Linked DNA regions of Homo sapiens: regions 2, 3, 4, 5, 6 and 7 are each linked to region 1. A link is a loop called in an ENCODE intact Hi-C map of the cell type or tissue named here. Cell type or tissue: IMR-90. All regions are shown on one strand. Region 1 overlaps LINC03000 (long intergenic non-protein coding RNA 3000). Region 2 has its middle 280 kb from the start of LINC03000. Region 3 has its middle 190 kb from the start of MAT2B. Region 4 has its middle 35 kb from the start of LINC01938. Region 5 has its middle 64 kb from the start of MAT2B. Region 6 has its middle 210 kb from the start of LINC01938. Region 7 overlaps LINC03000 (long intergenic non-protein coding RNA 3000).

Region 1 (4,000 bases):
TCTCTATAATTAATTTCCAAGGCATTAAATGTAAATTAGCCCTCTGTGTGAAGTGTCAGTGCTATCACCTAAGCAAGGAAAGAAAAAGGTTCAACTTTGCAAAGTAGGGGGAACTTTTCTCTACCTCATTCTGTTAACTCATTGTGGAGGGAAACATTAATATTAAGAAGGAGAAAAAGAAAAGTTTTAAGAAGCGAATCTTGCTCTCTCTGGCTTCATCTCTTTCCAAGCTCATAATTGCTTTCTACAGTTTGTGCTGAGTCCTTAGAGGACCAGCACAGGATGCTGCAGTACAAAATAAGCTACGATCTAAATTTCCAATAGGTCAGAAAGTCCTGGCTTGATGACTATTAACCCCAGTGGCCAGTTTATTCAGAACAGACCATGGAGAAATTTCAAATGCACAATGAGTTTTGATGCCTGAATATGCTTAGAATTCCATCAGCATTTCAAGGCAAGTTTTAGCAATTTCTCATGAAAACAACATAGTAAAATGTTATTGAAAAAACAATGAACTTTTTAATCAGTATGTTGCCCTACTTTTTACAATTGATCCATCTGAATCACACACATTGAGTACAATTAAAGTACAATGTATCTTGTTGAACTACTTCACGTTACATGCAAGTTTCTATGCTCTGACATTTTAATCATTAGATTTGTGATTCTTACAGGCAACTGTACTTTGGAAGCATCCAGATTAATTATTCTCTACCTTTTCTCCCTCATAATGTCCCCAAAAATGTTTAAATGTATATTTAGAAGATGAGTTAGTCTTAAATAATGTAAACATTTAAAGCCCACATTTTTCATATCCCATCATATTACTAATGGAACTCTTTGGTCAAGTAGTAAACTATAATGTCATCCTTACAGTCACAGGACCAGATTCACAATGATGTGCCACCCCAATGCTGCATTTGTTTTAGAGAAATTTCAAATTCTATTCTGAATGCTTTCGAACATTTTGTTGCACAAGTCAATACTGAAGTTGTAACACAATCAAGGAGAAAAAACTTACGTCAATTCTCTGCCTTTTTCTTTGTGCTTACCTTCATCTAAATATGTTTTGGTTGCATAAATCACACTAGGAAGCACTGAGATGTAACAGCATTACAAAGCAAAAGACGACCTCTTTTTTGTTTCCTTGCATCTTCAAAATTAAGATATATTGAGAAGCTAGGTAGAGAGTGACCAGTCAACTATAGAATATAAATGCCAATTCTCTAGTTTGGGAATGTGAAACAGACCTCTGGGCAGATTAGGTACTTGAGTTCTGGATTGTACTAGACTAGAATCCCTGTTCTGCCAATTTCTGACTATGTGACTTCAGGCAACTTATTTAACTTCCACAAACTGTGGTTTCTTCATTCATTGGTGAAAGGAAAATGATAGATGTTTAGAGTGGTTGTAAGGATGAACTTTGATAATGTGCATTGTCTGGTACATAATAACTCAATAAATATTACCCATTAATTTGATTTCACAAGATACCTGGATAACTGTGAAATAGGCTTAATCTAGATGTCACTCTAGAAATCATCCAGACTTGGAGACACAACCTCACATGCCATCAAAGACCAGATGAGTAGCTGAGTAAAACAGCTAGCATGGAAAGGGACTCATGGTGACTGGGGCCTTCTGTAGAATGACTGCTCTACATAGAAGCTTGAAATGCTCTTTATCTGCCTCTTCCTCCTCTTTCTCCCTCCCTTACACTTCCACATTCTTCCTCTCCTCTAATATGTACAGATTAAGCAGTGAACATCAAAAACTCATATTAGCCCATGGCAACCAATGTGTCACCCCAGATTTAATTACAACTCCCTCATTATACAGAGCATGAAATTGAGACCTAAAAAGATGGTTGAGCAAATGTGTATGGTTTGTTAATGGCGAGGGTTTATACCTCCTCACTCCCTTGCAGGTTATGTTCTTTATTCACTATGAATAATCTGATGACTCTACATAAACCAGTTTTTATTTTTAATCTTAAAGAAAATTGCTACTTTATGCTGCATCTTTCTCTGAAGCCTACAAAAAGCGTACAAACTACTGCTTATAATTTTATAGAGTTAAGACATCTCTAACAGCAATTAAGGCAGCAATGTAAGTAAAGCAAAAGGAGAAAAGTGACCTTATTCCCACAAAAGTTTAAGTAGATTGCTACTATCAGCATCATGAATGTACTTAAAGCCTAGTTCTCAACTTCACAAAAGACTAAAGTTGAAGTACTTGCCTAATGTTAGTGTTTGTATCTGCTTTAATCATTGAGGTCCTATCTCCTGCTCATAATAACTTTACCACTAGGTGGAAACCTTTAAAAGATAATAGCTGTTCATTTTTCCATAAGACCAGATTGAACTGATGGACACTGTAAATTTAAAAAATTTGTTTTCTGTGAATCAAATAAAGTAAGATGTCTAATCTAAGAGTCTGAAAAAAATGGAACCGTTTATTCAATTTCAATCTAAGTTATCTTTGAAAATATTTTTTGAAAAAAGTCATTCAGTATATACATATGCTGAATGCCTGAACTGAAGTTTAGTCCAGAAACATTTGGAAAAGCCTTTCTTTTGCCTTTGTCCATTTTCCATATCTTGTGCTATGTCTTAATAAGATTTTATGTTGCACTCTCAACCTAATAATCTTATACAATAGTTAGCATATTGAAACTGTCTGCATCTGCTTGAGAGGTCCATTAGGCACTTAACTAGATCTTTATTTGATTTAGGCCTTAGAGTGTTTGGTCCTCCATCGCTCATGAAGCTGCCTGTTCAAGCCGTGAGCTAGTTTCTACCTTAGAGGAGCCAAAACAAGCACCCTTGGCAGTGACTATAGCTTCTACTGCCATCATTTCAGCTAAAATGCTGTCCTGCCTCATGATTAAATTGCAAATAACATTTTTTAAAACCTATGTTAAAAGAGAACATATAGATGTCTCACGCATTCATCCTCCGTCACTCTGAACCTGAAGTTACTTAGATGTGTTCCCTAACCAAAACATCAAAATCTACATTTTATAAAAGTTGAAATTCATTAAAGCACTGCCGTTCCAGAAGCAGGAAGTAAGCTGGCGCAGGTTCCAGAATAATTTCTTGGGATTATTTAGAACACACTGGAACATTTATCTGTGACTCAAGCACAGAAACTAACTGTGTGACTGGGTTTTTACAACTTGGATTTGAGTGTAGCTGATCCTTGCGCTCATAGCTACGCCACTGAAAGTGTAATTAAAGCTAATAGTTCATAATGTCTCAACAGTATCTGGAGGAACCAGAGAGAATTGTTCCCCACAGTCGAGTTTCACACAGTTAACTGGTGGCATTCAGGATTGTTCCGGCCTGCCTCTCAAGCATCTGGCATTAACTTCTGCTGACAGCAGGCAAACAGATTTGATGGATCAGTATTGAATCTGGAATGGAAATGTTATTTTCCCTAATGTACCCAGATCTCTTTCAGGATATCTGATAAAGCTTTACTTTGGGGATGGGATTTATAAACTATCTCCAACCATCCATTAATCTAATACTCCTTCAGGGAGGAATCTGTCATACTAAGTCTATGTACAAATGTTGATTTAAATAGCATGAGGAAGGAGAAATGTTACATGGCTTTAGTATTTAGAATAATGACATTTTTATTTCAGAACTACAAGGATCTTTAGAGTCTGTCCTAATAAAACTATTTTATTTTCCAAATGAGAAGGAAAAAATATAGAAAGGCAAATTGTTTTCACAAAGTTCAGAATTAGCACCCAATTCCTTTGATTCTCAATCCAGAGAGCAATTCAATACATCTAAACACTTCATTCCATTCAGTTTCTGTAATTTATATACAGGAGATTTTCAAACCTAGTAGTATGTGAAATCCCAGGGCAGGGTAGAGGGTTTAAAAAACACTGAAGAAAAATACTGTTGCACAAGCCCCACCACAGACCAATTAAACCACAATAGAATCTCGGGTAGGGCTTTGACAAAGATATGCATGCATGCATCTA
Region 2 (4,000 bases), 660 kb after region 1:
AAGACTTTATCTCACAATGCTCTTCAATCCTGTGAATTGGCTCAAAAGTCTCTCTTTCGAAGAATGTGTATTGACTTCTTATTGCTGCTGCAACAAATTACGTTAATACTAGCTTATTATCTTACAACTCTGGAGGTAAGAAGTTCAAAAATGGGTCTGGCAGGGCTGCATTCCTTCTGCAGTTTCTTGGGGAGAATCTGTTTCCTTGCCTTCTCCATCTTCTTGAAACCATATACAATCCTTGTCTCTTGGCTCCTTCCCTGTTAAAAGCCAGCAGTATAGCATTATAGCATCTTCTCCTTTCTCTCTCCCTCTCTCTCCCCACTATTATCACATTGCTTTCTCCTCTCTGATTTTATGTCTGCCTTTTATAAGGTGTTTCGTGATTATGTGAGACCTACCCCAATAATCCACGGTATTCTTCCCACCTCAGGACCCGTTTGTCACATCTGAAAAGTTTCTTTTGCCATGTAAGGTAATATATTCATGTGTTCCGGGGTAGGTGTTGGGAGTAACATTATTCTATCTTCAGCAGACCTTCACTGATTTTCTGCCATTGTAAAACTTTGCTGTCCTCTGGCCACCACAAAACCTTAACTGTGTGCCCCCTCAGAGCCAGGTACAGGCGGTTACCCAGGGCGTTATCTGTAAAAGATGTTAGAACAACACTGTAAATGTAGTAAGTTGGAGAAAATTGTATTTGCTGGAAAACCTCCAAAGACGGAAGTCTGTTTCGTTGAGGGAACACTTGGGTAAGCTATTTAGAGAAGACGGAGGAAGATGAGACTCTCAAGAGGCATCTCCCAGGAACAAAATGGCCATGACACTACCTTCTAAAGAGGATTCTTGTTTTGCAGAGAGGACCTGAGACGGCCAGGGCCATCTTTCTCTGCCTTTCCATCCATGAGCTCAAATTCCTTCCTAAACAAACAATGAATACACATTTAGACAGTATTAGTTGAAAGAGAAACCAAACCTCAGCCAGCACACAGGACCAATGTATCCCAGTTGGGCATCTATCTACATTTTAGCAGATATCACTTTGTTATAAATTTTCTCATCTGTAAAATGGGGACAAGGGTATTTCTACATAAGTTGTTGGGAAGATTAAATAAGTAAAATGTTAAGAACAATGCAGTACACATAGTGAATGCTCAATAAGCCTTAACTATTCTATTGGATATAATTGTGCCTGTGTGAAGGTCATGTGGTTTGATAGACTGTGCAGCCTCCAAATCCCAGAGTTCATAATTTCTGAAGTGGCTAGAACTTTACTGTTCAATAAAGAAGCTAGTGGACACATTTGGCTATTTACATTTAAATGTAAATAAATTTAAATTACATAAAAACGTAAAATCCAGTTCCTCAATCACACTGGCCACATTTGAAGTGCTCAGTAACCACAAATGGCTAGTGATTATCTTATTGGGCAGCACAAATATGGAAGGCTTTTATTATCACAGAAAACTCTTTTGCATAGCACGTTCAATAAACGCCCCAGTGTCAAGGAATATTGTAAGGTTTTTAGAGAGCTGGAGAAAGCTTAATATACTCGCAAAATCATACATACATGGCAGTCATAGCTCTTTCATGGTAAATTTAAAAACCATAATAGATTTGAAATCAAATAAGCATGGCATCATTAACTCTGTGCTGAATATATAGTTGGGCTTCCAGGTTTCTGATGTTGTGATGAAAACAATTTGTTTTGACCTTCACCTTCTGTGGACAGCCAATCCAAAATGATTATCCTTCTTGTGGTAATGACATCATTTTCTCATAATCTTAAAACTCTGGCTTAGATCAAGTAGGTAAGAAAAGAGGGCACTTATAATTCAGGTCATGTTCACATTATCAGGGATGAACAATATGCTTTAATATCCTGAGTCTAACATATCGCTTAACTTACTCTAACATTTTTCTTTCTGTTCTAACCACATATTCTCCATTCTAGCCCCAGTGAAAGTGCAGAATTTATACCAAGGCCATCAGCACAAGGAGTTCAAAATGTACTCTCAAGCAAGAATGACAAGCATGTCACCACTCCAATATTCCATACCCACAGCCAATATTGCTAATCAATCCATAACATTCTCTCCATTGTCTTGGATGCGGCCTCAGAATCCTTCTCAACACAAGACTCCAGGTAGCACCCATCAAACAATTAATATTTCCATTCGAATACGGACAATGACAAGTAGTTGTCATTTCTGGGTCAAAGAATGTTTACTAGATAGAAAGAATCAAAGAAACAGGGGAAAGTCAGTTTTCCCATTTAAACAATGCTACTTTCCTTAAGGCACAATCAGGGTTTCGCTTCGCCTCCCTTTTTTAGTATAAGAGAAATGCTCTTTAACCAAGAATTCAGTGGAGCAACAGTGCCACCCAATGGCTGGTTAGATTAGTTTTGCATTTAACTGTTACCATCTTAAGAGAGAAACTGTCTTTCACTCATAAAAATGGGAGCTGGAATTGACTATTAACTGTTTAAGCTGCTATTCCCGTTTTCCTGAATGATAGTTACAGAAAAAGTAGGGGGAGTTCTGAGAAATGGGAATTGTCTTGAAACAAAAATCTCAGCACGTTTCTGTTATCAAACAGCTCAACAAGAAGAAAGGTTCCAAGTGAATTTACAAATGAACAGGACAGATTTTTCACTTCTTATATATAAAGGGGTAGAATGGGCAAGTTTCCCCACCCACCTCCTTGCCCCAGAGGTGAGCGTGGTTCTTTCTTTCCTATTTTCTAATAAATCACTGTGCTAAACGTCCCCTACTAGAAACATTAGAGTAGGTATATATATTGCAGCATTTTATATGCAAAAAAAGAGTGTAGAGGCTATGACAAGTGTTATAAATAGAAGTATTATTTAGTTTAAAGGGAAGCAGAATTTACATTTCCCAAATCGGAGACCACTCAAGCTTTGAGATTCAAGTAAGCAAAATAAATCTGAGCTTTTTGCACTGTGAAATCGAAGTTCTAACTCTATTAATAGAAGAGGTGAGTAATAGATTTTCCTGGTCTGATGGTGGTGGGATTTTATTACCCAATCTTCGTGATCTGCATAGTTCATCAGCCACTTTTCCAACGTGAGGTGACAGGGAGTCCCCAGGCACTAAGGCTGCATGTTGCTAAGTGCTGGGTTTTTCTCTCCCTTGGAGGGACTTATTTGAAGTTCTGGAGACATCCTCACAGGACTTAAGCCCAAGGAAAGCAAAAAGCCTGCTCTTCCTTTTAACTTCCAATCAATCAAAATGTTCACAGAATATATTTAAAAAAAAAAAACACGTTGATATTCTTTAAAAAAATTCCAGCAAACAGAATGAGTTGGTGCTAGGTTGATCTGATAATTTTTAATGTATAAAGAAGTTACACACAAATATTTATTACTGTTTACTAGGGATTGCTATGATTAATGACTTTTGAAAAAAATCAAATTTCCAATCTGCTGTTAATTTATGGTCAAAGGGCTTTTGCCCAGAACTTTTTAACTCAACCTTTGTCCTCTGGTTATTTTGGTGAGATGAACTGTGTTTTGCTGATAAATATGATTGATTGAAAAAAGACTCTGGCCTTTAAAGAGAAACTAGCAGGCTGAACAGAGGCACACAGCAAATATTTTATGCAAAAGCCAAAAATACAGTGCTAGTGAATCTGAGAAGAATATTCAATTAACTTCAGGTTTCTTCATTGAGTCAGTAGGTAGGAAGTTCAATTATAAGAAGTTTCATGGGTTATTTTAGTATTTTTTAAATAATTGTAATTTATTCTTACAGTGATGAGATTGTATGAAGTAGTTCAATGAGAGGCAAGAAGATGTGAAGCGTACATGGGCAAAATTTTAGATCAGCGGACCTGTGAATGAATCCTAGTACAGCCAGAAATGATCCATGTGAATTTGTGTAAATTACTTAACATCTATGAGCTTCAATTCCCCAGCCTGTTAAATGGAACACCAATAGCACAAACCCATAATATCATTATGAGGATTAATGAGCAT
Region 3 (4,000 bases), 980 kb after region 1:
ACAATCCTCACTATTGTTACTCCTTAAAATCTTCTCACTAGGCACTAAATGTCTGGGTCAACATCAAAGCCCGGCAGGGAGTAACTTGCTCCATCGCTCAATTTTCCAAATGGTCAACATGCTCTGCAAATCAGACTGGTATTGGGTTAGTGGATCTTTAATCTCCTAGATGATCTGAACTAGAAAGATGGCCAGGCACAAGCCAATACTGAATTAATTTCCCTCAAAATCTGCCTTCCATAAATCCAGCCATCCCTGATTTTCAATACATGCAACCCAGCTTCATCCAGAGCATCAACCTCCCCTGAAACAGTTCTATTGCTCACTGAATCTCAATCTGTTCAGGCCTTAAGTATACACAAAGGTGAACGGAACGAAGAAAAGGGAAGATTGATCAGTACGTGTTAGAGGTTAAGAAAATTTTTCTACCCACCTCAGGTATTCATTGACCAGATACCTACCACACATGCTTGTGCTGTGCTAGAACCTGAAATCCCAAAGGAGCACAAAATCACGGTATCCACCCTCGTGGAGCTTACAGTCCAGCAAAAGCCTCTACTAATCAGCAAAGGTGGGAGGAATGATCTAATACAGAAAACAACTTTTAAAAAGTTGGAAAAAATGACATCGAAGGAATAAAATCAATGGATTTAGCATCTCCACTTTAGAAAGGAGGTACTGTGTACTTTGCCTAAACAATATACTGAATCAAATGCCCAACTTCTCCTGTCTAGATGGGATTCAGGACCACAAATTGATCAAATCACACCCTGTTTTGCCCACAAATCTCTTCCCTACAAAAAAAAACCATGATATCTAAGTAACCCCCCTCCCCCATTACTCATCCCCTCCTTTCGGTGATGCTGTTTTTCCTGATCCTTTTACAAAGACAGTTACCCCTTGGAAGATTTATTTCTTAAGCCAGGAGTTCACAGACTTAGGTAAGTGTTGAGAATTTCTTAGAGCACTTTTAAAAGTGCAGATTCCTGAGTCTTTCCTTAAAATTCTGAGCCAGTTTTCTACAATAAGATTTAGAAAATTTCATTTTTAACAAGCACTTTGTGTGTTCCACTCTTCTGAAGCCAGACACCAAGCTTCACCTACCGTGTTTCACTGATTATTCAAAATGGGAAAATTAAATCATTTCCCTAAACTTACACAGCAAGAAAATGGCAGAGTCAGGGTCCTACCAGAGCTTGCTGACCCCCAAGCCCAAGGACAGTCCACCGTTCATAAGTGGAATGCCAGAGGCAATTGAACTCAAAACTAATACGGTTTAAGGGGAAATAAAAAAGAAGTTCTGGATTCAGAGAAGGGAAAGGTGAGCAACAAAATCAGAAGCGGCTTAGAAACAGATTTTGCCAGCATCTCGATTTTGCCTAGGGCCAGTTCCACTCACGCTAAGGCCAGCAGAAGCATATCAGCATAAATAAGGTAAAGCAATTTCTATAAATGTGTCAGAAAAAAACTTGGTTTTACATGCAATTAATTGCAAAGACATTTCTTAATGGCAGCCTCCTCTTGCCTTTCCAAATTAATGAGTCAGAAAAGCACGGCTCTCACTAGCATCTTTAAAAGTGGGCAAACCCCCCCTCCTAGGCTCCCATTAAAACAGAACACAAGGACCTTCAGCTAAATACTGAAATCTCCTCCGTTTTAGAAAGTCATCTTGATGCTGTAAAAAAAAAAGTGTACAAATTTCTTCCTCGAATCCCTTTTGGTCCCAGAAGAAAAAGGGAGGTAGAGAACAAGATGAAGATGAAGATGTGTCATTTTGGGTGATGTGTTTTGCAACCTGGGGGTAGTTAACTCATTTGATAGATGGTTCTTTCTGTGAAGAAAAATGTCATTTTTACTAATGAATAAAAAGTTATGCAAGTAAAGAGGATGAGGGTAGGAAAAAAACCTAAACTATCACATGCAAGGAAGTATATTTAACAACATTTTCAAGTTCTTGCCGACTGTTTTTACTCTAGGGGTAAGTGTGTGTGTGCAGCATATGTTGGAGAGGAACTAATATTGAAATAATTTTCTTTTTATGACATCCAATCTATGAATAGACGAGGTCTGGTGTGCTCCAGCTACCCCTAAATTAAACTCCAAATTAAAGGCCAGCGTGGCTACCTGGAGGTTTGCATTCTGCAGAGCCTTGCCTTTTAAATGAACCAACAAGGGCCCACCTGTGTTTGTTACATGTCCCTTGGATAATTAATGCTGGTAATAACACCTAAGTGTTAGCACACAAAGCACCTGGAATGCGATTCGCTGTACACATTCTAATCACATCAGCCACCGAACTCTCCAAATGACCTTCTTCAAAACAATGACTGTCTTTGAAACCACAGAAGCCAACCTAGAAGGAAGCTGTATGCCAGGGTTTTGTTGTAGCTGAGCAGTTTCTAAAGCTAGAGTGTCACCAAGTGGTCAGGAATGGAAATAAGCTGCCGGTTTGTATTCACATCCTCTGGCCAGCCCCAACTCTGCCCCTGGGCAGCCGGAGAATACAGTCCATCTCCTTCGAGCAGGGCACCAAAACTGCTGGGGAGAAAACAGTGTCCCAGACGCCGCTTGCACCTTACAGGTGATTCTGAAATGCACATAAGTCCTAAGTCTTTCTACATTTTAAGAAGGCCTGTACGTTAACAAATATGAGAGACAGAAAGAGAGAGAGAGGTTGCAGTGAAGACCAGCCTATTCTACGTCATTATTTATAATATTGACATCGTCTTTTCTATTTTTAGCAGTCTGTCTGTGTCACTGTGTCCCACAAAAGATGGTGAGAAATATTGTCTCCATATTACAGGTTAGAAAGGAGGGTGGAGTGATAGGGATGACAGGGAGATGCCAGTCAGCTAACGGGATGAGGGCTCTGGCTTTGCACAGTCTCCTGTTTAACTGCTAAACCAATATCTCCTGCTGTCTGTTACCTTTTCATGTCCCCAACCGTTTTGTTTCTGTCTCACACAGTCTCTCCCTAGACCAGTGTCACAACTACATATTCTGATTTTTTTTATAGTTTTCTTGCTTTTTTCTTCCTGTTTTTCCCCCTAATGGCTTAGACTCAAATAACTTGGGTGTCTTCAAAGACCAGGTTCAGAAAGGGTTTCTCCCTCCTGTGGCTTCATATAATTATAGACATACCATTTTCCCACAATGCTGCACCATCGTTAATCACTTCAAATACAGAGAAAGCCAGGCGAGTTTTTCTGTGAACAGAGAGCTCAGGGTCCCATTTCAATTTGTGATTATATCAATAATCTCCACACTGTCTTGTGTGAACTAACCCATTATTTCTAGAGAAATTAGAAGGAAACGGCTAAAATCATATAGGCGTACCCTTGCTGACACAGGGAATATGTGTTTGTATGACATAAAATTCCAGATGACATTTGTCAGCTGCTTTGTCCTGCATTTCTAAGTGGCAAAAAGGGATTTTTGTCTTCCCTGTCATGACATTCATGTAGAGAATTGTGAGAACCTCTGTCATTAAAGGCACAAATTATCTATGGATCTCTCCCACACACAGCAGAGGCCAGTATGAATTTAAACTGCTTACAGATCAGAAGAAAAACAACAATGAATTAATTCTGATGTACTTTTTCAAAATACTGTAGTGTAATTTTCATGCTGCAGCCCCTATCCCGTGAGACCACTGGCAAATCTTGTAGCAATTTCACGGATAATCTTATGGCAGATTGGAAAGATTAGAGGCAGCAAAATTTCTAAAGAATAATTTCATAGAAAAAAAGAGCTTAACATAAATATTGTCATTTGTACTGATTATTTCTCATGAATACATCCTTAACCAAGGGATCATCAAGCATAAAATAAACACGACACTCAATCTCCAAAGAGGAAGACTTTTATTTTTCAAATGGGGATAATAAATAAGGAGAGATAACATATACTCCCATGGTCAAACAGTAGAGCCACAGGACTGCAGGAGGCAATATTGAGATACTATTTGCTTTTAAAGAAAATGTTTTCATTTGCTTAAAAA
Region 4 (4,000 bases), 540 kb before region 1:
CACTGTATAACTAATTTATGCCTCAATGATAAATTTGACTGCCTGAAAAAGTCAAGTTATTTAACTTTATTATGTATTTGAGGGAGAAAGTATTTTCCAAAATGCTCAGAGTAGAACTTGGCAGTATTATAGTCACATTTGGTCTTCAAAATATTCACCTATGACACTTGCAGGCAAAATGGTTATCACTCGGGAGAATAAAGTAGAATGACGAGCTTTTAAAGTAATGCTTACTGTGTCAGGCTGGAAGGGACTCATCCTTCTCTAAAGAACTCATCTTCTCTAAAGAGAAGAGATGGCCTAAAAGGTCAAAGCAGTTTCTATGTGCCTTGAAGTGCAGGGTTACAAGTGGACAGACATACACTTCAAGGACCCTCTGAGACGTTAATGTCCTATAATACTGATGTCACCTGCAGAAAGACAGTCCTAGGGGCTGTGCTGGAGACAGAAATCAAGTGATACAAGGTAAGACTTCTTTTCAGTAGAAAAGTGAAGATACGGTTTGCAATAATTAATATCTCGTACTGGTTCAGACTCATTCATTGCTATCGGAGCATGAGTGGCCATAAATATTAGTTGCATAAATTCAGTGAAGGCATCTGTCCATAATGAATGGGATCTGTCCTAAAGTGATCCAGAAGATATAAGAGCAACGCAGAGAATAGATTTCTCTGTGGCCTCTCCTAGAAGAACTTTGAGTGTCAGAACAGGTGAAAGGCAAAAACCTTCCTCTGGAAAAAAAAAAGTGCTCCTTGTCAAAATTTATTCTCTTCTGAAATAGCCAGAGAGAATATTACCTAACAGTTTTACAATCCCCTGGATTGTAACAAACCTATGACTTTTAAAAACTGTTGCTTGCTTTTTTAAAGTCCTGTCATTGATTTTATTTCAAAATTGTATTCTTTTATAATCACCACCATTTTAGAAAATGTGTTTAATCAAAAAGTCTACTCTAAGTGTCAGGACAAATTTTATAATCATGTTGTGCTCACCCCACCCCTCACTTCCCTGCACACACACACACACACACACACACACACACACACATTTTTAGCATAGTGATACAAACTCTTCCAGGGTAAACTATCAGATAACAGAGGTTGTCAGTATTCTTTAAGATAGCCTTTTGAGAATGTAGTCATTTTAGTTATCTTAGTTTAAGATAAATCTGCCATGAGATTATTCATTTTTCACAAAGTTATTTCTACCATGAATCTCCTGCTTCATCTGAAAAAAAAAATCTATGGTCATGTGTTTCAACACCAAGAAATACACCTATTTCTGTATGAGGACAGGCATTACTATTCTTGTGGTCATCATGAGAGTCATAATCCATTCACCCACAACACTTTTCAAAAATAGCTTCTGCAAATCATCAGTTCATGCTAATTCATGTGGTTTTCTGAAATATTTATTCCTGTTACTCCAATAACATGTTACATAGGTTATGTGTTTGTATTGATAAAAATAACAAAATAGTAAGTTTTTTGTATTTGCTATCTTCCTGGGGAATTCATTTAGGAATGGGCAAGCAGGAAAACAAACACCACTAGATGTCGCTATAAACAGACCATTTTTTTTTTCTGATAGATTTATTTTCTTGCATTTCCAGATTTACCAGACTGGGGGAAATTCTTTCTGGCAGTATTGATTCCATCTAATCTCTGGTTTGTTTAGTCAAAGGTTATGAACTGCTAAATTTACATTCTTTCTTGTGTCCCTTTGCACATCTGCAAAACAGTTTTTGTTAAGGAAAAATCACAGCACAGGGATTTTAAAATTGTCACCATTTTATTAATTAGGTGAGGGTGTCATGCTGAGTCAGTCAGTTTGTTATTTCTTAAGGAAGATCTTGTAGTGAGTTTGTCTCTCATTAGAGAACTGGAGGACCAGACAGATTAATGCACATGTGCTACGACATTAATTAGAGAATCAGATTGTTCACAGAATAGATAATTTGATAGTGACAATGGAAAGAGCAATCAGCTGAGCGTCTTTTAGAAAGCATCTAAGGGGCTTGAGTTGAGAAGAAAGTCCACTATGACTTACTCAAGTTAGATGTCAAATGGACACTAGAATGATAAGATCACTGAGTTACAGAGACTTTAGAAGTTTTCTAGTTTGTTTAGGTTTTTCGTATCTCTTTCCATTCAAAGCAGAATTTTTTCTATAAAACCCCTGAGCAGTCATCTTTAAGAGCATATAATTTGTGTCTCAGTGGAAGTTTCAGCAATTATACTGCAATTATATTTCTTTGTGCAAATCTGCTTAATGCATTTTGGCCAAGAAAGGGATATACTGCAACCAAACTATCCCGCAAATTGTAAACCACATTTAAAAAAAAAATATGTCACATTAAATTGACTTACACAAACCAAGTCTTAATTGGAAATATCAGCAATCAGCTGCTAAAAAGTCCTTAATAATAGACTGGTGGAGTTCGAATAACAGCAGCGACTGAGTATCAAACTTCCTTGTTAGCTGACATTTAAAAATTCACATTTTAAAAATGACATTTAGCAGACGAGATGATGATGCAAATGAAATCTATATTTAGGGAGGGGTGAAAAACAGCATCTAATTTGTAGTGATTATATATTCTGTTCTACCTGTGGAAATTCTGCTCAAGTTTCTCTAGTGTTCTTTATAAGTATCTCTTTCTCTCTTCCTCTGTCCTCTCTCTGCTCTCTCCCTCCAATTCATTCTCCTTCCCCCTGACCCCTCCCCAGCTGTCTCTTCCCTTCCCTTTTCTCTCCTTCTTCCTCCTTCTCTGCAATGAGAAGCTAAGGACATGGAGAAAACATCTGTAGTCATTCCAATCAACACACAACCAGAAGACAACCAGCACCAGGCCAGGCATGGTGGCTCATGCCTATAATCCCAGCACTTTGGGAGGCTGAGGCAGGAGGATCACCTGAGGTCAGGAGTTCGAGACCAGCCTGGCCAACATGGCGAAACTCTGTGTCTACTAAAAATACAAAAAAAATAGCTGGGCATGGTGGTAAATGCCGGTATTCCCAGCTACTCGGGAGGCTGAGGCAGGAGAATCGCTTGAACCTGGGAGGCAGGGGTTGCAGTGAGCAGAGATCATGCCACTGCACTTCAGCCTGGGTGACAGAGTGAGACTCCATCTCACACACACAAAAAAAAGACAACCAGCACCAATTGCCAGTCACCCGATGAACTACCTTAGACATAGGGACCAGTGAAATATACTCAACCCAAACTCCATTTGACTGAAAAAACAAAACCCAAGCTAGAACCACCCAAATGATCTCACCCAATTTACAGAACCATGAGAGATAATAAGTTGTTATTTTAAGCTGCTAAATTTTAGTGTGTTTTGTTATGTAGTAGCAGGTAACTGGAATATAGTCAATTTGTTTTTGAAGGAAAAAGGGGAAAGTTGTAAGAACATCCATAGACAGATAACTTGAAAGGAAGTCTCTGAGCTTCTGACTTACGCCTAACGTTAGCAGGATATTCTTTTTCTCAACCTTTCACGTGGGATTTTCTTTCTATTGCACGTGAGCTCTGAGTTATGTTTTCCCTCTTCATTTGTCATTATTATCAATTTTCCTTTCGTGCAGTCATTTTTACATTTCACATTCATTCATTGTCATTGGTTTGCTCTTTTATTGCAATTTTGAATCTCATTAAACAGACTTAAGACCAATGAAGTGCTCAAGCATACACACACTTAAAAATAAGCTTTAGGTCCGTTTTGTAAATCTGTATGTTGGAGAAGGTTGAGCAGCAAAGAACCCCAATTTGCCAAATGATGTGTAGGAATATAGAACCCCACACCCTATCTCAGAGATGCAAATTGACGTTATTTAAACAGTAATTTCTAAGCCTGAGAGTGCATCCAAATCACCTAGAGCTCTATTAACATACACATTCTGATCTGGTAGGATTGAATTTTGGCCTGAGATTCTGCATTTCGAATAAGCCACCTAACAAGGCCAAACAAAAGTTGAGTGGCAGAATTCTAGGATGT
Region 5 (4,000 bases), 1.1 Mb after region 1:
TAGTTTTCAACAATCACTAAACAACCAGCACATAGTGGCTATCCGATGAATAGAATCCTTATTAATAAATACAAATTAAATGAAGCATATCAAAAGAACCTGATCCCAATACCAAAGTAAATAAGGACTTTCTCTGCATTTAAGAGCAAAATACATCCCATTTGGAAAAATCTCAGGTACTCTAAAGCACTGTTGTCTGATAGAAATAAAATGCAAGCCACAAATGCAAGCCATGTATGTAATTTTAAATTTCCAAGTGGCAACATTAAAACATGAAAACAGGCTAAAATTAATTTTTAAAATAGACTTTTATTTAACTCAATATATCCAAAATATTATTGTTTCAACATGCAATCAATGTAAAAAAAAAAATGATGAGCTGTTGTACATTTTGTTTTCCACAGTACGTCTTTGAAATCCTGTGTGTGTTTTACACTTAAGAACGCACCTCAAGTTGGACGGTTTGCATTTTCAATGCTCTATGGATTTATGTGACTAGCGGCTACTATTATTGGACAGGGCAGCTTTACCATAATAGCCACGCTAAATATATGTCAGTAAGCAAATTTTATAGTTAACTCAGATACAAGTGACCAGAATACAAAGAATGGTTTTGATCTTACAGAAATGGCAACATTTGGGAAGCAATATAGAAGCAGGCTATCAGGACTCTGAAAAGAGCCTTCCCCAAATTTCTCCCCCATGTGCCTCAGTTTCTCCATCTATAAAATGAGGATAAGAGCTCTAAGTATCTCATATGGCTTAGTGCGTTACAACAGTTCATACAAGTAGACTCTTTGGAACTGTGCCTGGAATATCGTAATAATCAACAAATCTTAGCAAGAAGAGGCTGATGATAAATACCTTGAAGGCAAGGACTGTTTCTTATTCACCACGATAAGCCCCAGTACCTACCACAGTCCTATTACACTGAAGCTGATCAATGAGCATTTTCTTTTAAGATATTAAGAGTGGTAGAGACTGTGACGTGCTTCCCAGATTCTTCTTTGAGAAATAAAAGGAATTTTACCCAGGCTGCTAGGAGTGCTGCTAGCAAATAGTCCTTAGCTACCATCTTTCTTTGGGGATTGCCCCAGCTAAAGAGCAATGCCTTGGTAAAGTCAAACTCCTTCTCCAAGGTGGTCCACTTACAACACAATGACTGTTGGGCAGGCTGTCTGCTCCTCAGGGAAGAGAGTTTCGAAAGGCCATTCCAGCTCCAGAGTTCCTCGTCCTTGTGTATATATCCTTGGGCATGCACCATACTCCACTTCTCCCTCTACTGCATCCTGTTTTCTTCCCCTCCCTTCCACTGGTGCCAATCCCAAAAGTACTCCCCAGTAAACATCCTGTATGTGAATACACAACCCAGAGAATGCCAACTGCAATGAAAAGAAACAAGGACTGCCTATTGAAAGAATAGTTAACACTATGAATAAATAATATTTACCAATGTTTTCTTAACAATTTATATTAACCAGGTCAGTACAAATATTGCCAGTATACCACACAGCACAGATTCTCTCCTTGAGTCTTCCCACCAGAAGTATATTTTTTTTCCAAGATACACAACCAAGCGGTGACAGAAGAAATGAGAACAGCTGGGAGCATTGATACTCTTTTTAAGAAATCTTTCTTCTTTGGGTTACCCAAGACCCACATGCTACAACCAGGCACATGCCAGGGTGAGCCTAAACCACTGGGTTCTCTCGCATCTCGGACTTTCAAATTCTTAAATTTGCCCTTTACTTTAAAAAGTCAATGATTTCACCAAGAAAGTTTGATTAGTTTCTTTTACTTTCTGTAATGAAGTGCCATCCTTTTTACACTTGAAAGGATCTTTGTAATAATGCAACATTGATCTTTTGAATACAGATGAGCTAACCTAGATAATAGGATTTAGAATGTGAAAGGCTGGACTTGCGATGATATTTAAGGCTCCAGTGCCATCAAGAGGAATTACAGCACAAAACATCTGTTTCCTGAGACATTGTCTGATGCCTCATAAATAAATGTAGGATCATGTTTCCTCCTGCACATAGTTTTTATTTGTTTCAACATCTTAAAAGAAGTCAATATGCTGTGTCCTCAGATGTCAATCATCCAGTACAAAAAAGAGAGAGAGAAGAGAGAGATTTAGCTCTGAGATCTGTCTTCTTTAGGTCTGCAGCCTTAAGGCTCTAGGTCTAGAACTGGGATTCAATTCTGATACTAGAAAACAGTTCTAATAAAACTTTAGCAAAAATGGAAAGACAATCATTCAAAGATTTTTTTGCACCAAGTTCTGTTAGGGGCTGAGGATACAAAATGAATTGAACACAATTCAAGCCTTGAATAACTGACAAGAGGAGACAGGAGAATAAAGTTTTGGAAAGTGAAGTGGATTCTCCAGGAACCATATGAGAGGGTGCCATTCTTCCATCTCCCCATTCTTTAGAAAAAAACAGAGACTTTGTGGTGGTCCCATATTCCAAGAGAGGCTGAGCAGGTACTTCTTTATATGAAGCCTCACACACAGTGGGTAGCTCTTGCTCAGTCAGGGCAAATTCCCTGTCACCTGTGTATGGACCAATAATACATTTAACAGTAGAGCAAGGTAAAAAAGAGCTATCCCAAAAATCTCAATTCAATGACAACTGCAGGAGGATCCATGCTACTATTCTCTCTACTAATGAGTATGTATGAAATTATCCATAATTTTGAAAAAAAAAAATAACTCCAAATCTAGCTTGGGACAGTGTAACTAAGTCACATACAGCATTGAGTGCTAAGTATGAGACACCGAGCACAAAATATTTAGAGACCAGAGGGCTCAGTGTGGGCTAAACTGATCGAAGAAGCCTTTGAGACTTAGGTAATATAACGACTGATAGTTATTGCCCTCTTGTTCTGTGCCACGTGATATTAGCAGCATATCACCTGCAGTTTATCATTTAATCCCAACAAGGACTGTATGAGGGAGTTACCTCTATTAATAGATGAGAAAGCTGAGGTCCAAAGTGAAGTAACTTACTCCAGAGTGTACAATTATCAGATCGTGGAACTGGAATTGGAACTGTTTGGCCCAAAAGCCTAAAGTCTTCAACAACCAAACCAGACCAAATACTTGACAAAGAGCTAGGATGGGTCAGAAAGGCATAGAGCCAATAATGAAGATTGGGATACTGAGACAGGCCACCAGGAAAGGCAGATTGAGAGAACACAGGTAGCAATGTAAGCCATGCCATGAAGAGAAACTAGCAATACAGAGTCCAGTTTGGGGTCTGGGTAGGATGCCAGACCTTGGAATGACAAATCAGGCCAAAGGAATTAGAAAATGTGCAGGAGCCCAAAGTGGGAATGCACTTACTGGAATGCCTTATAAGACAGGATTTTGGTTACTAGGCAAGCCGGAAAGAGCATAGTTCTAGATGCAAAAAATGAATTCTCAGCAGAGTATCATCAGGGCTAATTGATGCCCTCATCATACCCTGTCTAGGAATAGAATTAGTCCTCAAGTCTGGCCTTGGGCTCATTACTTAGGAATTCAGTCACCATAACTATAAGAGAGCTGTATCCTCCAAAACACATAGTATGGCATTGTAGCCCCATGAAATATTTTAAAAGAAAACAAAAAAGGATGGGAGGAGGAAGGAAGAGAATGAGGAAGGGAGGAAGAAAGAATAGAAGAGGGAGGGAGGAAGAGTGAGTTTTAAATTCCTAGGTTTAAATTGTTTGAGAAACCCTGCATGCAATCGCATCTTTTGAGGAACTTATAATGCACATTAGCATAAAACTCCATTTGAAAAAAACAATCATTCTCCAAGCTTATTTGACCACTGAACCCCACGGGGCACACTCTAGAAACAAATAGTTTAGAGAAATGCAGGGGCAGAGAACCACACCAACTTTTGCAGAAAAAAAGAAGAGTATCACAGAAAGTGCGGATGGCCTGAGAAAAAGGCATGAAAAGGCACAAGGATTAGCCAGGAATTATGGTTGAGAAGAGGTGAAGATTCAG
Region 6 (4,000 bases), 780 kb before region 1:
GATGAAGTGAAAGTGACACAATGAATTCTGTGTATTATATAATACTCAGGTAATATGCCTTTATTTGGAAACGGGAGACTGAATCGAATCATAGGCTCAGCGTGGTGGCTCATGCCTGTAATTCCAGCATTTTGGGAGGCCAAGATGGCAGGATTGCTTGAGGCCAGGAGTTCAAAGCCAGCCTTGTCAACATAGTGAGACTGTTTCTACATAAGAAAAATGAAAAAGAAAAAACTAGCCAGGTATGATGGCATGAGCATGCAGTCCCAGCTATTCAGAATACTGAGGCAAAAGATCACTTGAGCCCAGGAGTTCCAGGCTGTAGTGAGCCATGATTGCGCCACTGCACTCCAGCCTAGGCAACAGAGCAAGACCTTGTCAAAGAAAAGAAAAAAAAAAAACCCAAACAAACAAACAAAAATCCCCAAACACAGACCCATGTACACGAGAGCTATAGAAAATATAAAAATAATGATAATATAGCCCAATTCCTTCTTTTAACAAAGGAGAAAAGCAGGATAAGAAAGACATCATAGCCTAAGAGGGACAGGAAGTTTGGTGTGAGATAGTTCTAATATATAATGTTAACTGCACTACTTACTAGCTATACTGAATCACACAAGTCCATTAATATCTCCAGGATTTAGTTTCCTCATTCCTAAAATGTGTGCTGCACTGTTAAACTTACAGACTTATTATGAAGAAGAACACTCAAGTACTTGGAATTCACTTGGAAAGAAGTCCAAACTTTAAAAAAATTATATTTTCTTTCTATTTTCTTTGCCCAAAGACACATCATAAGTAATTGGCAGTCAGCTTCACAATTCAGACCCAGTGTTCTTTTTATACACACACTGTACTCCACAATGGATCAAAATCTTTTGCTATTTAGCAACTCGCCAATAAAGGACACAGACAAGTGATACAGGTATACATATTTCTAATACGTATACGACAAAAATAGCATTATATAGTGAAATTGCAAAAATTTTGTCGCAAGAAAAATTTTGAGTACTTTTCAAAGGACCTACTTCTACGTTTACAAACAATTTTTCGTGTCTGATTAATGAGAAACTTTGGAAACAATTTAATCTATCCAAGGATGTGAATGTTAGTTTCTATTTTTCAAGCCTGATTACAGAAGAACTTCTAAAGCAGTTTAATCTGTTCAGGGATGCTAAACAAATATGTCAACATTCATTTTGCATTTATGTCTGTAGCAGTTAAAGGAAGAAATGTGGAAATACACAGAATTTCGTATTTTCTCTCCGTCTTTTCTTTTTTAAGAACTAAGAGACTCCAGTGCATTTTATTTTCTATAGAGGATTCAAACTCCTAACTGAAATAAATTCATTTCAGATTGAAGTTTTTAGTAGCTTTACCAAGCAGTTTATGGGTTGGCACTCTGCCACAAAGTGATCTATAACCTCATAGTTCACTATTATGCAAATACAAATTTGGCAAGAAGACATGTGTTCTATGATTTTTCTCTAAGGATAATCACAAATTTCAAATTTCAAATACAAAATTATGCTTGACATTTAATTTGAACATGGCTTACTTTTAAAAATAAATAATATAAAATCTGTCCTGTTGTACTTTGGTTGAGAAAGGGTTTTTCTTTTTGTGTATTTTCAGGTTTAGTGCTTTATATCTGCAGGACATATGACTCTCAGACACATATACTTACATGTGCCTGCTGGATATATACATAATTTTGAAGCTTCTCTTGAGAGAAACATAAGACATTGTTTCAATAGAAACAGAGCAGGTTAGAAAAATTATTCTCAGTCAGTAGACACGTCTCAAAATTGTTAAAATTCGTATGTCCAATCATCATTAATTATACAAAATGAGGCTGACAAGCTCACATGCATTCAACCGTGTTGTACAGGGAATTATTACTGATGAATGACAGATGAAACGTAATGAAGATTGGATGTGAGTAATTAATCCAGGAAAGGTCCACTTTAGGAAAAAAGTTGTTCTTTCACTCTTCTTAAACTTAGCCAGTAGGGGTCAGCACAACAGCTGTGGTGGATAACATTTCCCTTTGCTCTTGTATCCACAGAGCTATTCTGATGTAGATATGGCCCATTGTCAAATCTCAGTGGTGTCAAGTCATGCTGAACAATAGTTTTAATAAGTTTTAATATCCGGAAATATACCAAACACTGTGGACTATTTACAGTTTTTCTAACAATCAAATGCCTTTATTTCAATGGTCTGGGTAAATGAAACAAACTTTATTTCAATGGTCTGGGTAAATCAGCACACACATTAAACAAGATGTATTACTTAAAATTCTTTGCAAGTTTGTAGATTGTTTTTGGGAGGATTTTCAATATCAAATTAAATTGCATAATAAATCACCTCCAAAGAATTCACTGAGTTTATAATGTAGAATAATGAAATGTGCAATATATGAAGTGAAACATCTCATATTTTAACCTTTATGCTAAGTGAAAGTAGCAGGTAGAGGTAGAACTGTGTTTATAAAAGTGTTTTCCTAAGGTATTGAGAGGAAAATGCAGGCCTAGTGTGACATATTATTTATTCCCTAGACTCTGTTTGCCACATGCCAAGTAAAATTCACTATATTGCCAACTTGGTTGAATTTTCTCTCACTGAAGCAGTCAGGGTCAGAATCATATGAAAGAATGCCATTTGGTATGGTTTAAAGGATTTCAAAGGCCAATCCAAAAATATATTCTCCACTTCATATCATTGTAACTGACATTGCAATCATTTCTAAGTCTCTGTGCTAAGTTGATTGCCTATCCATTCACTCATGTTTCCAATCGTGTAACCATTTATTCATTCACTGTCCACTCATTCAGACATACATCCATTTATGCCTCAGCACATCTATTTATGCCTGTATTCGTTTTTAAATTTAACAAAATTTGCATAGTGTGCTTGCATGATGAGGGATATAGCAAGAAAGCAACAACAATAACAAAAACTGCCAAAGTCCCTGCCCTCATGGAACTTAAAGTCTAGAGAAGGATTCGGATAGTAAATAAATAATTTTAATGTAGCATGTTCAATGAAATGAAATGTACAGTGCATCCAGGAATTGAGAGACAGCGTGAAAGGCCTGCGTAGAACTTCTTGATGAAAAGATGTGTAAGCTGAGGCCAAGAAAATGGTTATATGGAACCAAGTTCAAGGAGGGAAGACATGGGTTGGGAGGAAAAAAGACAGTCAAGATTTCTGTAACTTTTTTCAAACTATCTATATAATAATCATCATCATCAATGTTGACTGTAGTCTTCTCTATCCCTGCAATATCAAACTATTTCCTTAAATACTAAAATTAATTATGACAATCTTTATTTTTACAGATGAGAGGACAGGAGAAGAGAGGTTATATGGTTATGTGTCCAAAATCATGGCCTGTGTGGTTTTGATCCTGTCATCATGTTGCTAACTGGTTATTACAGAAAACCAAATACCACATGTTCTCCCTTATATTTGGAAGCTAAACAGTGAGAACACATGGACCCAAAGAAAGGAACAACAGACACTGGGGCCTACCTGAGGGTGAAGGGTGGGAGGGGACTGAAAAACTACCTATTGGGTACTATGCTTATTACCAGAGTGACAAAATAATTTGTACACCAAACCCCCCTGACATGCAATTTACCTATGTAACAAACCTGCATGTGTACCCCGAACCTAAAATCAAAGTTAAAAAAATAAAAATAAATGAAATCATGGCCTGAACAACTCTGAAGCCCACCATTGCCACTCTTTACCACTGGCCTCTTTTGAAAGGCTCACAATATCGAGTTACCCTAAACAGCCAAGCCTGATAGTTCTCTGGCTTTTACATTCATTTTCTGGCAGGTTTCTAAAGTTATACAAGTCTAGGATTGTAATGTTAGGCCCTCGAAAGCAGGTGTATGTGAGAGCCTACTCTATCATGGTGTGGTATAAGGGGGAGGAGGTTGGAGGGATTCATATGAATTCTGAGGGAAAGTAGGGAGGTTTTAGG
Region 7 (4,000 bases), 170 kb after region 1:
ATCTGACATGCATTTTAAAGTCTTATTCACTAAGGAATTTGTGTATTTCCTAATCACATTCACAGTAAAGAAATTATCTCAATTTTTGCCCAGATGCTCCCTCTTTGCTATCTTCTATAACTTAGGGTCTGCTAGTTCTTCTTTGTGTCTCTCATAATCAGTATTTTTGTCTTTTATCCCTCTGTAAGAATGGTGACTTAATTCTATGGATGTTAATATCAATGTCATAAATTCTCTTTTATGTTTAAAAAACCATGTCTACACATGTATGCACACAGAGGGAGCAAGAGAAATGATTACATAATGATTCTATGTTTCTAAGCTTATTTTTTAAATGACTTGAAATTAAATGTATGAAGTTGTTCTCAGCAGTTCTACCTAGGGATGATAATAAAAAAGCATGGGGGTATATGGCATTTAATTTTTTTTTTACTATCATCCTATATTTGACACACAATTTGACAAAGAAAAAAATAACAGCAGAATATGCATTCATCATCTGCAATGATTGCAAAGTACATATTAAAGCCATGCTGTAACAACTGCACAGGTTCCTTCAGTGTGCTCCAGGTATTATCACACAAGAGGGCTCCAGGCTTTAACTATCTGTCAATGTGATTTCGCTCTGTCTCATAGCTTTTGCTTTTGCTCTCTTCTGTGTTTCCTTAACCTTCCTTGGTCATTGGCTTTTGGTCTCATGGCCTGCATTTGCCCGGTGCTGCAGCAGCAGGAGAGGGCTTTGGCATGCTTGCTCTTTGATAAAAATCATAATTTTTACATTTGGTTCTAGCTGAAAGCAGACCTCGCATATTGCACCATATTAGATGATGGGCTATCCAGAAAATGCTGTTTTACAAGCCCTTTGATAGCAGCAGCCCCAGGGTTTACTATTTCATCCGTCTAGGTATGCAGTTCCTAAAAACTGCATCAGCATTGTGCTTTGCTCAAAGGAAACAAGCCACAAAGACTGGCTGATAAATATTGATTAATCAAAATTGCAAAATGCTTATTTGTAAAGTACAGTTTGGAAATTAAATGTTTTATATATGGTTTCCTTTGTGGTTTGGTTTTGCCTTCCAGGTTATCTTATGTGCTTTTTGAATCTGGTAACATATTTCTTATATCTCTCCCAATAACTCTGTAGGATATTTTACAAAAGCAAAGGCATACACAATGCCTATTGCTTGAGAAAATGTACACAAAGCAAACTAAATATGCCATGGAAAGCTAATGATTGAAATCCTAATTTCCTTTGGCTTCATTTTTGAATAGAGCCTGCAAGATGAGTCTAGAAAGGAACGATATTGCCTAACAGGATTTTAAGGGTCTGCAGTGTTCATTCATGCATTAATTCTCTCAGCCACACAAGATCCATAAAATGCTTTCTGTACTGATGCTGAAAGAGCTGGAGAACAATTTACAATGTTTGTCTTCAAGTAGCTTCTAGTCCAGTGGTGAGGCATACATGGAAGTTGATGATTACAAATACCAGATGGCAGGTCCACTTGGTCTTCTTAAAATTGGTCCCTTAGCCTGCCATCTATCCCAGACAAGGGGTACATACATGTTCCTTATCTTGCATATATGCATAATTTTAACTTAGGAAAAATGCCTTCAGGATCTAGAGCCTACCAGATCAGGATTCTGCAGTCACCCATAACTTATACTCCAGGCATCTTCCAAAATGTATGTCAAGCCATACCTTAAATATATAAATTAAATACATATAAAAATTAAATACGTTTATAAATTATACATATATATGTGTGTGTGTGTATATATATATATATATATATGTTACTTTGGCCAAGGTGATGGAATGTTGGCTCAGAGCAAGAAAACTACACACACAAAATGGAGGGAATGGCTGTATACAGGCTTTCCCTAAACAGTCATAAAAATACTTTATAAAAATGAAAATATAGCCAGTGGTGAGTGGCCTCCTTTATACTGATAGAGTATTAATTTGGAAAGAGAAAGCATTTGCAGATGCTTTGATGCTGCTCTGTCGTTGCTTTATAAAGTTCTTAGCAACATTTTTGGCTGTTATGTACGTTTCTTTTGTTTCCAGTTTGTTTAAACTACTGTATGTGTGTGCAGGGAGGTATGTATGAGGGGTCCATGCAAGTAGAAACTCCATTTCCGAGGCTCCAAGCTGCTCTAGCAGAGCAGTTGAAATGATCTTAAATAAAAGTAGAATCATTCCAACACTGCCTGTGAAAGATGATATTAACATGAGGATCATAAAAAATCGATTTCCAAATTGCCATTGGGTTGCTAAATAGCACAGGGAGGTGAGATGAAGAATTAAGAAGCAAACGGAAACTTAGATATCAGAAACAGCTCAGAGGAGGGCCGAATGGAAGGGAAAGGCATAAAATGATTTTGCCAAAGGCAGCTGACAATATGCATCAGAACAGCAGGGGGAGCTATGGTATTGCAGTTGTCAAATCTCAGTTTTAATAAAGAGAAGTTTCAGATTTATGGTTCTAGCAAAGAGGACATGTTAGTGATTCTTACTTTTGTAATAAACAACCTAGCTACAGACACTGGGTTGAGCTTTAATGATCTGTATCTTCTATTGAGGCCAGGAGCGTGATCAGCACTTCCTGGGCTTTGAACAGAAGTGGTCTGTTTTACACACCGATGTGAATGAATTTACCCTCGGGTTGGTGTTTTTCTTTCTAAATGTATAGGTTTGAGTTTTGAAAGAAATCATTCTTGCCTTTGGTTAATTAAGAGGAGAAACTTGCTTTGTGGGAGAAAATGTGCAAAGTGTCAAGTAGGAAGCTAAGGAAAGTTTTCTAAATATCAGAGGTGGTTTATTTAATTGTTGATACAAGCATTTTTTTAAACAGTTTCAGTTGGCAAAGATGTAACTGACAAGTGGCAGAGTAGGTGAATGTGTACACATCAACTCTTCCATAATAACGTGTCCTCCTACCTCCCATAAGCAACTAATTTCTTAGCTGTTTAGGCTGCCTCCTGAAAATAACTATGTGGTTTTTTTTTTTGTTTTTGAGATGGAGTCTTGCTCTGTTGCCCAGGCTGGAGTGCCCAATCTCGGCTCACTGCAACTTCCACCTCCCGGGTTCAAGTGATTCCCCTGTATCAGCCTCCCGAGTAGCTGGGATTACAGGCGCCTGCCACTATACCCAGCTAATTGTTGTATTTTTAGTAGAGACAGGGTTTCATCACATTGGCCAGGCTGGTCTTGAATTCCTGACCTCAAGTGATCCACCGGCCTTGGCCAACCAAAGTTCTGGGATTACAGGCATGAGCCACAGCACCTGGTCAACTATGTATTTTATTCCTATTTAGGTTCTTACTTAAAATAGATGACTAGGTGTAGGCACAGTGAACTGAACTTATATCTCCTAGATCCATCATTATTTAAAATTACTTGGACACCAAGAAACCTGCCCATCTTCTTTTAAAGCTACTAAGACATTATTCATGAGTGGACTCCCAGTATCCTTTGGAAATGGTAGCAGGGGTGACAGCCCACAGGACAATTGTATCTAAAAGGCATCTGTCAAGCAAACTCCCTCTAAACTGAAATGATTTATTATAATTCAGGACACTGTATTAGTTTGCGAGGGCTGCCGTAACCCATTACTAACAAACTGAGTGGCTTGAAATAACAGACATTTATTTTCTCGTAGTTTGTGGGTTAGAGGTCCAAAACCAAGTTGTAGTCAGCAGAACCATGTTCTGCCAAACGCTCTAGGGAGGAATCCTTCCTTGCTACTCTCTAGCTTGTATTGGTAGCTGGTGATCCTTGTCATTCATTGGCTTTTAGGTGCACTGCTCCAATCTCTGACCCCATCGTCACATCACCCTCTTTTCTATGTCACGATGTCCTTCTCCTCTTTTTATATAGACACCAATCACTGGTTTTAAGGCCCACCTGAAATCCATGATGATATCATCTCAATCCTTAACTAACGACATCTGCAGAGACCTTATTTCCAAAAAAAGGTCATATTCTGAGGCTCTA

What was found. Hi-C counts contacts between places; a loop is a spot of excess contacts. Peaks named below come from ENCODE experiments on the same cell type or tissue, not always from the same donor. Only the 100,000 strongest peaks of a DNase experiment are listed, where the experiment ranks them.
Region 2: a loop joins it to region 1, with 4 times the contacts of the local background. A loop is called at or near these places in 9 of 110 quality-filtered maps.
Region 3: a loop joins it to region 1, with 11 times the contacts of the local background. A loop is called at or near these places in 6 of 110 quality-filtered maps.
Region 4: a loop joins it to region 1, with 7 times the contacts of the local background. A loop is called at or near these places in 3 of 110 quality-filtered maps.
Region 5: it touches region 1 in a loop (11-fold over the local background); 10 of 110 quality-filtered maps call a loop at or near these places.
Region 6: it touches region 1 in a loop (8-fold over the local background); 2 of 110 quality-filtered maps call a loop at or near these places.
Region 7: a loop joins it to region 1, with 7 times the contacts of the local background. A loop is called at or near these places in 7 of 110 quality-filtered maps.

Annotation. Positions count from the first base shown.
Region 1 is chr5:164,671,788-164,675,787 of GRCh38, reverse strand. All of the region lies in intron 2 of LINC03000 (long intergenic non-protein coding RNA 3000), which reads right to left. Among named protein-coding and RNA genes, the nearest start is that of LINC02143, 210 kb to the right of the region's middle. In IMR-90, a CTCF peak has its summit at 2,288 (motif pointing right); no DNase peak of the experiment used is centred here; H3K27ac peaks cover 233 bases.
Region 2 is chr5:164,011,652-164,015,651 of GRCh38, reverse strand. No RefSeq gene overlaps it. Among named protein-coding and RNA genes, the nearest start is that of LINC03000, 280 kb to the left of the region's middle. In IMR-90, a CTCF peak has its summit at 2,386 (motif pointing left); a DNase peak (open chromatin) is centred at 2,371; H3K27ac peaks cover 181 bases.
Region 3 is chr5:163,694,887-163,698,886 of GRCh38, reverse strand. No RefSeq gene overlaps it. Among named protein-coding and RNA genes, the nearest start is that of MAT2B, 190 kb to the right of the region's middle. RefSeq lists an enhancer at 2,308-2,357. In IMR-90, a CTCF peak has its summit at 2,415; a DNase peak (open chromatin) is centred at 2,376; H3K27ac peaks cover 233 bases.
Region 4 is chr5:165,206,868-165,210,867 of GRCh38, reverse strand. No RefSeq gene overlaps it. Among named protein-coding and RNA genes, the nearest start is that of LINC01938, 35 kb to the left of the region's middle. In IMR-90, a CTCF peak has its summit at 1,539 (motif pointing right); no DNase peak of the experiment used is centred here.
Region 5 is chr5:163,567,424-163,571,423 of GRCh38, reverse strand. No RefSeq gene overlaps it. Among named protein-coding and RNA genes, the nearest start is that of MAT2B, 64 kb to the right of the region's middle. In IMR-90, a CTCF peak has its summit at 1,951; a DNase peak (open chromatin) is centred at 1,953; H3K27ac peaks cover 100 bases.
Region 6 is chr5:165,456,094-165,460,093 of GRCh38, reverse strand. No RefSeq gene overlaps it. Among named protein-coding and RNA genes, the nearest start is that of LINC01938, 210 kb to the right of the region's middle. In IMR-90, a CTCF peak has its summit at 2,018 (motif pointing right); a DNase peak (open chromatin) is centred at 663.
Region 7 is chr5:164,502,776-164,506,775 of GRCh38, reverse strand. The region is part of intron 2 of LINC03000 (long intergenic non-protein coding RNA 3000); the gene reads right to left. All of the region lies in intron 2 of LOC102546299 (a long non-coding RNA gene), which reads right to left. Among named protein-coding and RNA genes, the nearest start is that of LINC02143, 37 kb to the right of the region's middle. In IMR-90, a CTCF peak has its summit at 2,423 (motif pointing right); a DNase peak (open chromatin) is centred at 2,415.